Linked DNA regions of Homo sapiens: region 2 is linked to region 1. The links are chromatin contacts, found by Hi-C or POLR2A ChIA-PET in ENCODE. All regions are on one chromosome and are shown on one strand. Each heading gives the region's core, a stretch centred on a gene start or an enhancer-like site at or near the end of the contact. The rest is flanking DNA. Distances are from core to core; before and after follow the strand shown.

What was found. A loop is a pair of places that touch in the nucleus more often than their neighbours do. ChIA-PET counts read pairs that join two places held with the same protein, here RNA polymerase II (POLR2A). Pooled maps may share reads with other maps.
Region 2: a loop to region 1 is called in a map of endothelial cell of umbilical vein, with 2.3 times the contacts of the local background. The contact joins the promoter of TMEFF1 here to the enhancer-like site in region 1. A Hi-C loop is called at or near these places in 1 of 168 maps with a recorded cell type or tissue (endothelial cell of umbilical vein), 1 of 37 single-sample maps with no recorded cell type and 1 of 50 pooled maps. POLR2A ChIA-PET finds 5 or more read pairs at or near these places in 1 of 52 experiments (activated CD4-positive, alpha-beta T cell).

Annotation. Positions count from the first base shown.
Region 1 is chr9:100,028,625-100,033,732 of GRCh38, reverse strand. All of the region lies in intron 4 of ERP44 (endoplasmic reticulum protein 44), which reads left to right. It overlaps LOC105376176 (a long non-coding RNA gene), which reads right to left. Exons shown (of 3, transcript XR_001746547.2): 3 at 1-5,108. Among named protein-coding and RNA genes, the nearest start is that of ERP44, 68 kb to the left of the region's middle. Within about 2 kb of position 2,977, at least 2 of the 41 ENCODE cell types and tissues checked have a DNase peak (open chromatin) inside an H3K27ac peak, as active enhancers do.
Region 2 is chr9:100,470,912-100,476,019 of GRCh38, reverse strand. TMEFF1 (transmembrane protein with EGF like and two follistatin like domains 1) reads right to left here and starts at 2,871. Exons shown (of 10, transcript NM_003692.5): 1 at 2,280-2,871. The coding sequence starts at 2,475. The region is part of intron 1 of MSANTD3-TMEFF1 (MSANTD3-TMEFF1 readthrough); the gene reads right to left. LOC124902237 (a long non-coding RNA gene) reads left to right here and starts at 3,130. Exons shown (of 3, transcript XR_007061702.1): 1 at 3,130-3,217; 2 at 3,513-3,643; 3 at 4,846-4,970. RefSeq lists silencers at 2,086-2,245, 2,556-2,615, 2,896-3,055.

The sequences.
Region 1 (5,108 bases), core at 1,728-4,227:
CAGGAATAAGCAGAGTCAGTCTCAATAGCAGAAAAAACCTCAAAAACAACTGATGAGACAGGTGTACCATAGTTCTCTCTCCAGTCCTCATTTTTACTAAAGATAAATCATGGTAAGACTGCTTTGCTTTATTATACTTGGCCTAGTTATTTGTATAAAGTGCAGCAAGAATAATTATTTTTCACACAGGCTTTCTTAATTGGCTTTAATGGGATTTTCTTTCATAGAAGGAATCTCAGGTTAGACTTTTTTAAAAAGTTGAGCCCAGCCATGGGTTTGTATCCTCAAATACCTGTGAGTTTAGTAAATTCCTTTCCTCTTGAGGTCCCAAGATAACTTGGGGCTCCTTGGCCTATCAGAAAGTGACATTCTTTACTTACCACAGGTCAGAAACCATGTACAGGGACTGTGTAGACAAGGTGTAAGGCCAGTTTTCTCAAGGGGCTTTTATTGGCTCTACAAGTCAACGTTGATTCCTTAAAGGAAAGCACACCATTCTAGTCAAAGCCTTGGTAAAATAACAAATTTTTCCAATTGTGTCATGATGCAAAAGAAAACATTCTTATTGCACTTATGCAAATAATTGTATTGCCATAAGTTAAGAATACTTACAAATAGTTTCCAAATTCTGGAGAAATCAGGTAGAAACAAATATGCTCCAAATTTTGTTCACAGGAGTATACTTTACTTAATTATTAAAAGCTGTTAATAGCTCAAAAGAAGAGTTTCCTTGATTCTTAAAAACTAAACAAAGGATCAGCAACATTTTAAGCAAAAAGTCAAAAAAGATTATTTTTGTCCTCTATTAGTTAGGTCCATGTGGTTAATACCTGTCTTGCTTAATAGTCACGAACATTTCAGCTCTCCATGAGTCCTGAATGCTTTTTCCTCTAAAGTCAGAATCTCCAAAGATCAGAAACCTGCATTCAAGAATACCTGTTAGAGTTCTAGAGTTGATTATAAAACCACCTTCTGAAGAGGATCAATACAAGACAACATTGTCTGTGGATGCCAAAAAGTCTTAGGACAGCCACTATTAAAGCCACAATTGACAAGTTAATTTTGCTTACTTCTGTGCCATACAACAATTTTACATATCAATTATAATTATTAATAACATAGACTAAGTCATTTCAGAGTAATAGGAGTTTCTTATAATTTTAGAACACATACCAGTAACATATTTATACAAATACGGCCCAAAGAAAGCCAAATACCATCTCATATTTGGCAATGCTTCTTGTATGATTTTCATACCAAATAAGCCAAATATGTCATTTTTTGACTTTAGGGGACCTAATATCTAAAAGATTAATTAGGTCAGAAAAGACATAATTTATAACTTGATTTAAGCACTTATTAGTTTTAAGCCAATAGATGCTTTTTTTACACTACACACAACATATATAAATACACAGAAGATCTAGTAGTTGTAAGATTTTTTACTTCCCAGTTTTTTAATTGGATTACTGGCTTCAGGGTGGAGCCCTGGAGGAACAGGGCCAGGGAAGTGTGCAGTTTCTACAGCCTAATAAGCGGGCATAGCTGGAATGCAAAATAGATCCCCCAAATTAAGGGTCCCATTTTTATACCAGATCCTGGATCCCAAAAAAAAGAGGGAGCCAGCCCATCTCCCATGGGAGTCTTATCTCTCAGTGGGGTGTGAGGACATTTTCATACCTTCTAGGGGGCCAAGAGCATGCTTCTCTAATCCAAAAGTGCAGAGTCAAGTATTAAACTATAACTGCCATTAAGCATGCCCAAAAATACATTTCTTAAGTAGTTCTCTCATAATTCAAAGTAATTTCTGATACCTTCCAAAGTCAAAAACGTCAGATAACATAATGCAAAACAGAACAGAACCTTAGATTTTGAGAGGAATCTTAGCTATTTCTAATTTCTAGGGTTTCATGAGGAAAACAGAGGTTTTTCCCAAAACAGGGTCTGTCGTGCCTCCTCTGTTTTTCCCAGGGAATCCCAGGCTGTTAGAGCTTGAATATCTGCTTTTAATTAAGCTAACTTTTAACCATAGCACTCTTAAAAAAAAACAGTTCTTTTAAATTTCTTATTATCTGACTTTAGCCAGGCCAAATGACCAGTATTTCTGGGTTTTGAACTTTACCAAAGGTAACCTCCAAGGTGCTCAGAGAAAGGAAAATTCAAGATGGTTCGTGGAGAGGGAGGGAGTCAACAAATGATAAAGGTCTTACAGATATCAAACCAGAAAGGACTTATTCCCTAAGCCAGGAATTGAACCCTCAACCTGTGCCACCATTGTGAAAAGACAAAGCCTTAGCTACTAAGCTACAGCATTGGACAGTTTCTATTGCTCTTCCCTGAAGGAGGCTAGAGCAGTCAGTTTTGAGCTTGCAAAGGCTTTTAATGGCTTAAGATAATTTTTTGAGCAAACTATGACATGGACCCCAAAACTCCTGTTCCCTGGATGGCAGAGACCAACAGAAAGTACTGACCCATTCTTACAAGGTCAAGCTCCCAAAGACATAGAACAAAATGAGAAGGAAACTTCAGCATTTTTTTTTTTCAGGTACTTGCAGCAAAGTCTGTAATTAACCAGTTTTCCAGGCTGGCTTGAACCTGGGCTTATGGGATCCTAAGCCCGTGTTCTGTCCATAAAGGTATTCTTCTTTATGACAGAGCAATGTAGAAAGACAAAGTTGCAGCACAAAGTACACCAGATTCGCTACAGTAGCCACTCTGCTTAGTATGCAATATGGAATTGGCAAGGTTCAAACTTGCCCTCAGATGGGCCCTGTCATCTTTAATCCAACCTCTGCTGTCATGTGGTCTCAGGGCACAGAGGATAGGAAAGGGAGAAAAGCATTCATTGCCTGCAGCAAGGTGGGGAAGGCAAGGTGCTCAGGGAGGCCAGAGAAAGACCTACTTATTGCAGTGACACTCAATCAAAAGTTCAGGCGGTCACTTGTCAGTTGCAAAGGGGTTTTCCAACAGTCTCACCAGCTTTCAAGTTTCCCCTTTTGGGGAGAAAAAAGGCTCTCCATGTCCAGTGATCCTGTACATGCCTAATCCTGTCACCCACAGCTGTCAGCGAAGAGTACAAGGCAGATTAATCCAAAGAGAATAGTGGTTAACTCCCCATAATGCCAAATCCATTCATAGCTGAGAGGAACTTTACTGAGTGGGGCCTCTAACTCCCTAAATTTTAGGAAGTATTCTAACCATCCTAAGCTGGGCCTTGAACCCAAGTTCCACCAGATGTCCTTGCCTTTTATTAAGAGGGGCCTTTAACCCACTCTTTTTTAGGAGACACTCTAACTCCCCTCAGTTGGGCCTCTAACCCAATCCCATCCTTTACCCGGATACCCCACTACTTACCCAGAGTTGGCCATTTGGTGCTGCAGTCTGTTTCCTTTTGGGTTGGGGGTTTCCTCAATATCGTCCCTCCATGGTTCACCAGGAGGATATTACCAGAAAGGAGTCCTGATCCAGACCCCTAGAGAAGATTCTTGGATCTCAAGAAAGAATTTGATGTGAATCCATAGAGTAAAGTGAAAGCAAGTTTATTAGGAAAGTAAGGGAATAAAAGAATGGCTACTCCATAGGCAGAGCAGCCCTGAGTTGTATTTTATTGTGTATATGTACCACATTTTCTTTTTTCTTTGTTTTTGAGACTGAGTCTCGCTCTGTTGCCAGGCTGGAGTGCAGTGGCATGATCTCGGCTTACTGCAACCTCTGCCTTCTGGGTTCAAGTGATTCTCCCGCCTCAGCCTCCTGAGTAGCTGGAACTACAGGTGCGCACCACCACGCCCGGCTAATTTTTGTATTTTTAGTAGAGACGGGGTTTCGCCATGTTGGCCAGGATGGTCTCAATCTCTTGACCTCATGATCTGCCCGCCTCGGTCTCCCAAAGTGCTGGGATTACAGGCATGAGCCACCGCACCCGGCCCCACATTTTCTTTATCCATTCATCTGTTGATGGCCACTTAGGTTGATTTCATATTTTGACTATTGTAAATAGTGCTGCAGTAAACACGGTGGTGCAGATATGTCCTTGCTATACTGATTTCCTTTTCTTTGGATAAATACACAGTAATGGAATTGCTAGATCATGTGGTAGTTCTATTTTTAGGTTTTGAGGAACCTCCATTTTGTCTTCCATAGTGGCTGTGCTACGTTACTGTCTCATCAACAACATGTGAATGTTTCCCTTTCTCCAAATCCTCTGCAGTATTAATTATTTTCACATTTTTGTTAATAGCCATTCTAACTGGGGTGAAATGATATCTCATTGTGGTTTCGATTTGTATGTAACCACATGATTAGTGAAACTGACAATTTTTTTTCACATGCTTTTTGGCCATTTGTATGTCTTTTGAGAAATGTTTGTTGAGATGCCATGTCCTTTTTAAAATAGGATTTTGTTGTCGTTGTTGTTGCTTGTATATTCTGGATGTTAATCCCTTATCAGATGATTAGTTTACAGATATTTCCACTAATTCTCAGGTTGCCTCTTCACTCTGTTGAGTGTTTCCCTTGCCCTACAGAAGCTTTTTAGTTTGATAAAATCCCATTTGTCTATTTTTGCTTTTTTTTTTGCCTGTGCATTTAAAGCAGTATCCATAAAAATCTTTGCACAGACCAATGTGCTAAAGCATTTCCCCTATGTTTTCTTCTACTGGTTTTATAGTTTCGGGTCTTAGATTTATGTCTTTAATCCATCTTGAGTTGATTTTTGTTTATGGTGAGAGATAGGGACACTTAGAATTTTTTTATACCTATTGTGAAAACTATTTTAGACTCAGAAATAGATTTTAAAAATTCTGTCATTATTGTGTGTGCCTTAAAAGGAAAATAAATTTGTTCAAGTTATTCTGAAACTAGAGTCTGACTCTTGTGCATCATTTCTCAACTGAGTCGAGTTTTTTGTTTTTGTTTTTGTTTTTTTACACAGTATTGGCCTCCATGCCATTAAGAGTATTGGTAATGCTCTACTCTCTCTAGGAATTTCTTCCAAGCTGCTAAAACCCATTCTGCAAGTATTGATGCTATCACTTTACTATTTGACTAACCTCAGAGTTTATTTTTTCTGAATTGAAATATATCTCTGCTAGTTAAGCAACTTTTCTTCA
Region 2 (5,108 bases), core at 1,622-4,121, 440 kb before region 1:
TAAGAGAAATTAAGTAACTTGCCCCAAATTACACAGCTGCTTAACAAGGACCATGACCCCTAGATCAGTCCCCTTTTTCCCACACTGCATGTCACCCACCCCTCCTCTTCAATGCATAGTACCCCAGGGTGACTAACTGAGCCCCAGGCTTCACACGCACACACACCACACAAAAACACAGGTTCACTTCTCCGGCCCTGGGACTTTCCTGCCCATACCCGAGGTCACTCCAAGCCCCTACATTCCATCTTAGAACCCAAAGAACACACACACACACACACACACACACACACACACACACACAGTCGCTCTGCATCACCAACCCACATCCTCAAGGGTATCCATCCCTCTATTTCTTTTATTTCCTTTCTTAAAACTTGAACTATGCAAGTTAGAAAGTACACACAAAAACATCCCATCAAGACACACTATATTTTGCTAAGAACGAATTAGCTTAGCAAGAACAAATACCCGCGACACATTAGCTGGAAAAATATTGACATGGTGCGATCACTTACAAGTTTGATAATTAATATTTGTTACATAAAAAGGCACTCTAATATACAACTGGTTTTTATTCTTAAAGTATGATTATGTAATAAAGCATTACCCCATATCCCGTTCAACATCAGAAAAATAACAGAAAAGTTTTTTCACGGATGGAAATGCTTTTAATGGACATGCCATTGTTTACTGTGCTCAAAACTGCCATTCCCCTCATAAAACATTACCATATGAAAATTATTAAAAGATTTAAGGCCTTCAAACCTAAATAGCGGGCCAAAGGCTTGCTTCATTTAGGGTAGCATAAGCATCTGCGCTGAGACTCTCTTGCTCCTTCCTCACTCTTCCAGAAATAATGCCCCTTCAAGAGCCCAAAAGTATAAAGGTTGTCCGGCAGATTCCCAGTGGCCTTATGTTCCTCCCTCCTCCCCCTACTCCGCCTTGGTTTAAAGAAGACAAGAGAAGGCTCCAGAATTGATAAAAGGGCAAGTTAGCAAGGATGTGGCTTATGATCACTAGCATCTGCTAGGCCAGCTCCAAGAAGACCCTCCACTCAAAAAATGAGACCTGAATGCCTGTCTTTGCCCCAGGGCCATAATCCTTGTGCGCCTCTGGGACCCCTTTAGAAATGAAGAGGAACTTTACTGCTGGGACCCTCCTCCCCAGTGTTATCCACTAAAGCCTCAGCAAGCTCTTTGTTTCCAACAGCTGTGGGGGGGCAAGCGGCCTTGGAGAGAGGGGAGAGGTCACTCCCTTGCTCCCCGCTGCTGCCAGAATCCAGGCCCTCCCGCAAAACACACACACACAGGCACGACATCTTCCCTGGGACCCAATTCTCTCTTTCCACACTTTAATAACCCAGGGTTACACCTTGCTACACAAGGGCATTCCCTGAGACCTAATTTCCTCTTTCTACATCCAAACCCTACACAGGATGATGACTCCCAAGCCTCCTCCCCTTTGAAAAGACATAAATGGGGTTCGCTATAGGGCACCCATCCCTCCTCTTCAATGCATACCCCAGGGTGACTAACTGAGCCCCAGGCTTCACACACAACACACAAAAACACAGGGTCACTTCCTGGGCCCTGGGACTTTCCCCGCTCATATCCACAGACCCGAGGTCACTCTAAGCCCCCAGATCCCATCTCAGAACCCAAAGAACACACACGCGCGCGCGCGCGCACACACACAGTCACTCTGCATCGCCAAACCGCGTCCTCAAGACAACCCGTTCCCTTTATCCACACGACCCCCACCCCCGAGACCCCCAGTGCCTTAAGGAAGAATCTCCCCAGCACATCAGCACATGGTCACTCCCCTGCCCTCACCCCGCCCAGCCCCCTCGCCGTCTCCCACCCACCGCACTCTGCACACACACACACAGATCCCTGCCTGGGGCCGCCCTCCCTCCCCTCAGCCTTCACAACACAAACACACGCTCCCGCGAGCACACCCACGACCACACCGGGAGCCCCGGCCGGCCGCTCAGCCTCGCCGGCCCCGGCCCCGGCCCCACCGCCTCCCCACACGCCGGGCCGCCCTCGCCCAGCCACTCGACACACTCGGACGCACCCACGGCCACTCCCATCCCCAGCGCCGGTCCCAAAGCCACACCGCACGCTCGCGCCCTGCCCTCCGCCCTCGCTCACCCTCGGGCCCACCCCTGGGACCCCCACGACGGGGTCTTTCCCAGCCCGGCCGACCGCAGGGACCACGAGGGAGGCGGCAACGGAGGGGTGGGAAGACCTAGGGCCGGCTCCGACCGGTCCTACCTGAGCAGTTGATGCTCTTGCCTTTGCCGCCGGGACAGTCCCCGCCGCTGCCGCCGCCACCACCCGGGGGCTGGTTGGACGCGCGGCTCCCGGGCAGAGAGAAGGCGAAGAGCAGAAGCACCGACGTGTAGCAGCAGAAGGCGAGCGGAGGCGCGGCAGGCAGCCGGAGCGGCGCCTCAGCGGCTGCGGCGCCCATGACTGGTGCCCCTGGACGGCGGGAAGCGCAGGGAGCCGCAGGCCGGGGGCATCCAGCCGCGCGCCCAGAGCCCCGCCGCTGCCTCGGTGCCTCCTAGCAGCCGCGCCGCTGAGCCGGGGAGCAGCCCGTCAGCATCCCCGCCCCACCCGCAGCGTCCGCCAGGCCCGGGCCCGCGGCGCTCGGGACGGAGTCGGCGGGTCCGGGCGCGTGCGAGGGTCGCGGGCGCGCAAGGGTGCGCGCGAGGGTGCGAGCCGGCGTGGGGGACACCGCGGCGAGGGGAGCGGGCGGGCGCGCGCGCGGCGGGCGGGGGTCGCGGGCCGGAGGCAGGCCCAGCCTCTTGCTCGCCTCCTCGCCTTCCCTTTGTGTCCGTGGCCGTTGCCACCGCGTCACAAAGACCCCGGCCCGCCCGGTGAGGGGCGCGTGACGGAGCCGCCGGCGGGAGGGGTGGCTGCGACCCCGCCCCGCGCACACCCCCAGCTCCCGCGCCGACAGCTCCGCCCCCGGCCGCGGCCGGCGCCGCCTCCAGGGGAGCTATTGTTCCTGCGACAGGGCAGGGGCGCGGGGGCCGGGGTTGGGGCCACCCCTCGGCGGTAGGCTGCACCGTAGCAGACTTGTTTGCCGCCCTTTGTGAGCTGTTTTTGAAGCGTTTCCTTCGCCCAGCAGCAGGGCTGGGAATGAGGGCAGGTGGTCTGTCATATATCTATAATAGTTTTTAGGTGGAAGAAACTGAGTCACGGAAGAGGTAAAGGTGACTTGTCCAAGGTTGCATACCAAGAAATGGGCAGGACCAGGATGGGAGCCCAAGTTCTGACTCTAGCCATGCAGTTCTCAGAGATGTTGGGTGAATGGTTAGATTTCTAGGTTCCTCATCCCCACCTCATTCCCGTAGACTCACATACAAGTGAGTGAAAATAGTTTTACAAAAGTCTGTGTTGCCCTCTCCCCCTAACAAAAGCTGAGATTCAGAGAGGATTTTCTAATATACAAGGCCTGGTGAAAGCTCTTTATGTGCATTCTCTTCAATTATTTTTTTACAGGCCTCGGAGGGAGTTTTCGTTCTTATCTCCATTCTACAGATGAGGAAGTAGGGACCCAGAGAGGCAAGGTGATCTGACTCCCAGTCCAGTGCTCTTCCTACCACATCCTGCTAGGTGATAACTAGACATAGGTACTAAGATCATGGACTGAATTGTGTGAAAGTCCTCTGCCTTTTTCATTCTATTATATTGCATCCCACCCCAGAAGGAATTTTAAGTCTCATTGAAAAACTGATCAATTTGATTCATAAAATTAAGAAATGTGTGAAAAGCCACCGCAAGCAAAGCCACATTAGGAAAAATGTCTTCAGTGCAAATATGAGACAATATACTTAATATAAAGTTATATGTCAAGAAGAAAAAGTTAACATAATAGAAAAATAGGAAGCTTGACTCTTATTCACAAAAAGTACAGACAATAAATACATGAAAACAGATTTGAACCCACTAGTAATAAAAGATTAAAACCACAAAACTCTGGCCAGGGGCAGTGGCTCACACCTGTAATCCCAGCACTTTTAGAGGCCGAGGTGGGCGGATCACCTGAGGGCAGGAGTTCGAAACCAACCTGGCTAACATGGTGAAACCCCGTTTCTACTAAAAATAGAAAAAATTAGCCAGGCATGGTGGCGCGCACCTGTAACGCCTATAATCCCAGCTACTTAGGAGGCTGAGGCAGGAGAATCGCTTGAACCCGGGAGGTAGAGGTTGCAGTGAGCAGAGATTGCACTATTTCACTCCAGCTTGGGCAACAAGAGCGAAACTCCATCACACACACACACGCACACACAATTATTTTCCCTTTGGATGATTAACAAGAGTTAAAAGAATTGGCAGACTGAGCACTACTAATTTATACATTTTAGGAGGGCAATTTGACTATGTATCAAAAAACCTTTAAAATATGTTTACTCTTTAGCAATTCCATTTATTGGAATTTATCTAAAGGATAACTGGATAAGCACACAAAAATGTATACATTAGGATGTTCATCACAGCCTTTATAACTTAAATGTCCATCAGTGGGGACTAAAGTACGGTACCTCTTAGTACAATGGAGTATTATGCAGCTTTAACAATGATGATAATTAGGTTAGCGTTTACTGACATGGAAAAAGCAGGATACTGATGAGTAATAGGAAAACCCTATTTTTCTAGAATATATATAATGTGTACACATCCCTAGGAGAAAAAAGTGAAGAACACTATACAGCAATATATTAACAGTGGTTATGTCTGAAAGACCAGCTTATGAGTAATAATTACCTATAATTACCTGTTCTTTATATTTTTCTCTGTGATCTGAATTTTTATCTTTTTTTTTTTCTAACAGGGTCTCACTTCGTCACCCAGGCATGATCACAAGACTCTGTCTCAAAGAAAAAAAAAACTATTTTAAATAGTACTTTCATTATACTTTTTATACAAATAAATTCACATTTTTTAACATTTTATTAAGACTCGCCTCACACGTCTAAACTGTTAGTGGCATGCCAAATGTTAGAACTAAAATTGAACTTCTGGCTTTTCTGAATATTGTGGGATCTCAGGTTCCTAACTGCTAAGCCACAGCTAAGGCTTTTTCTCAGACCTTCA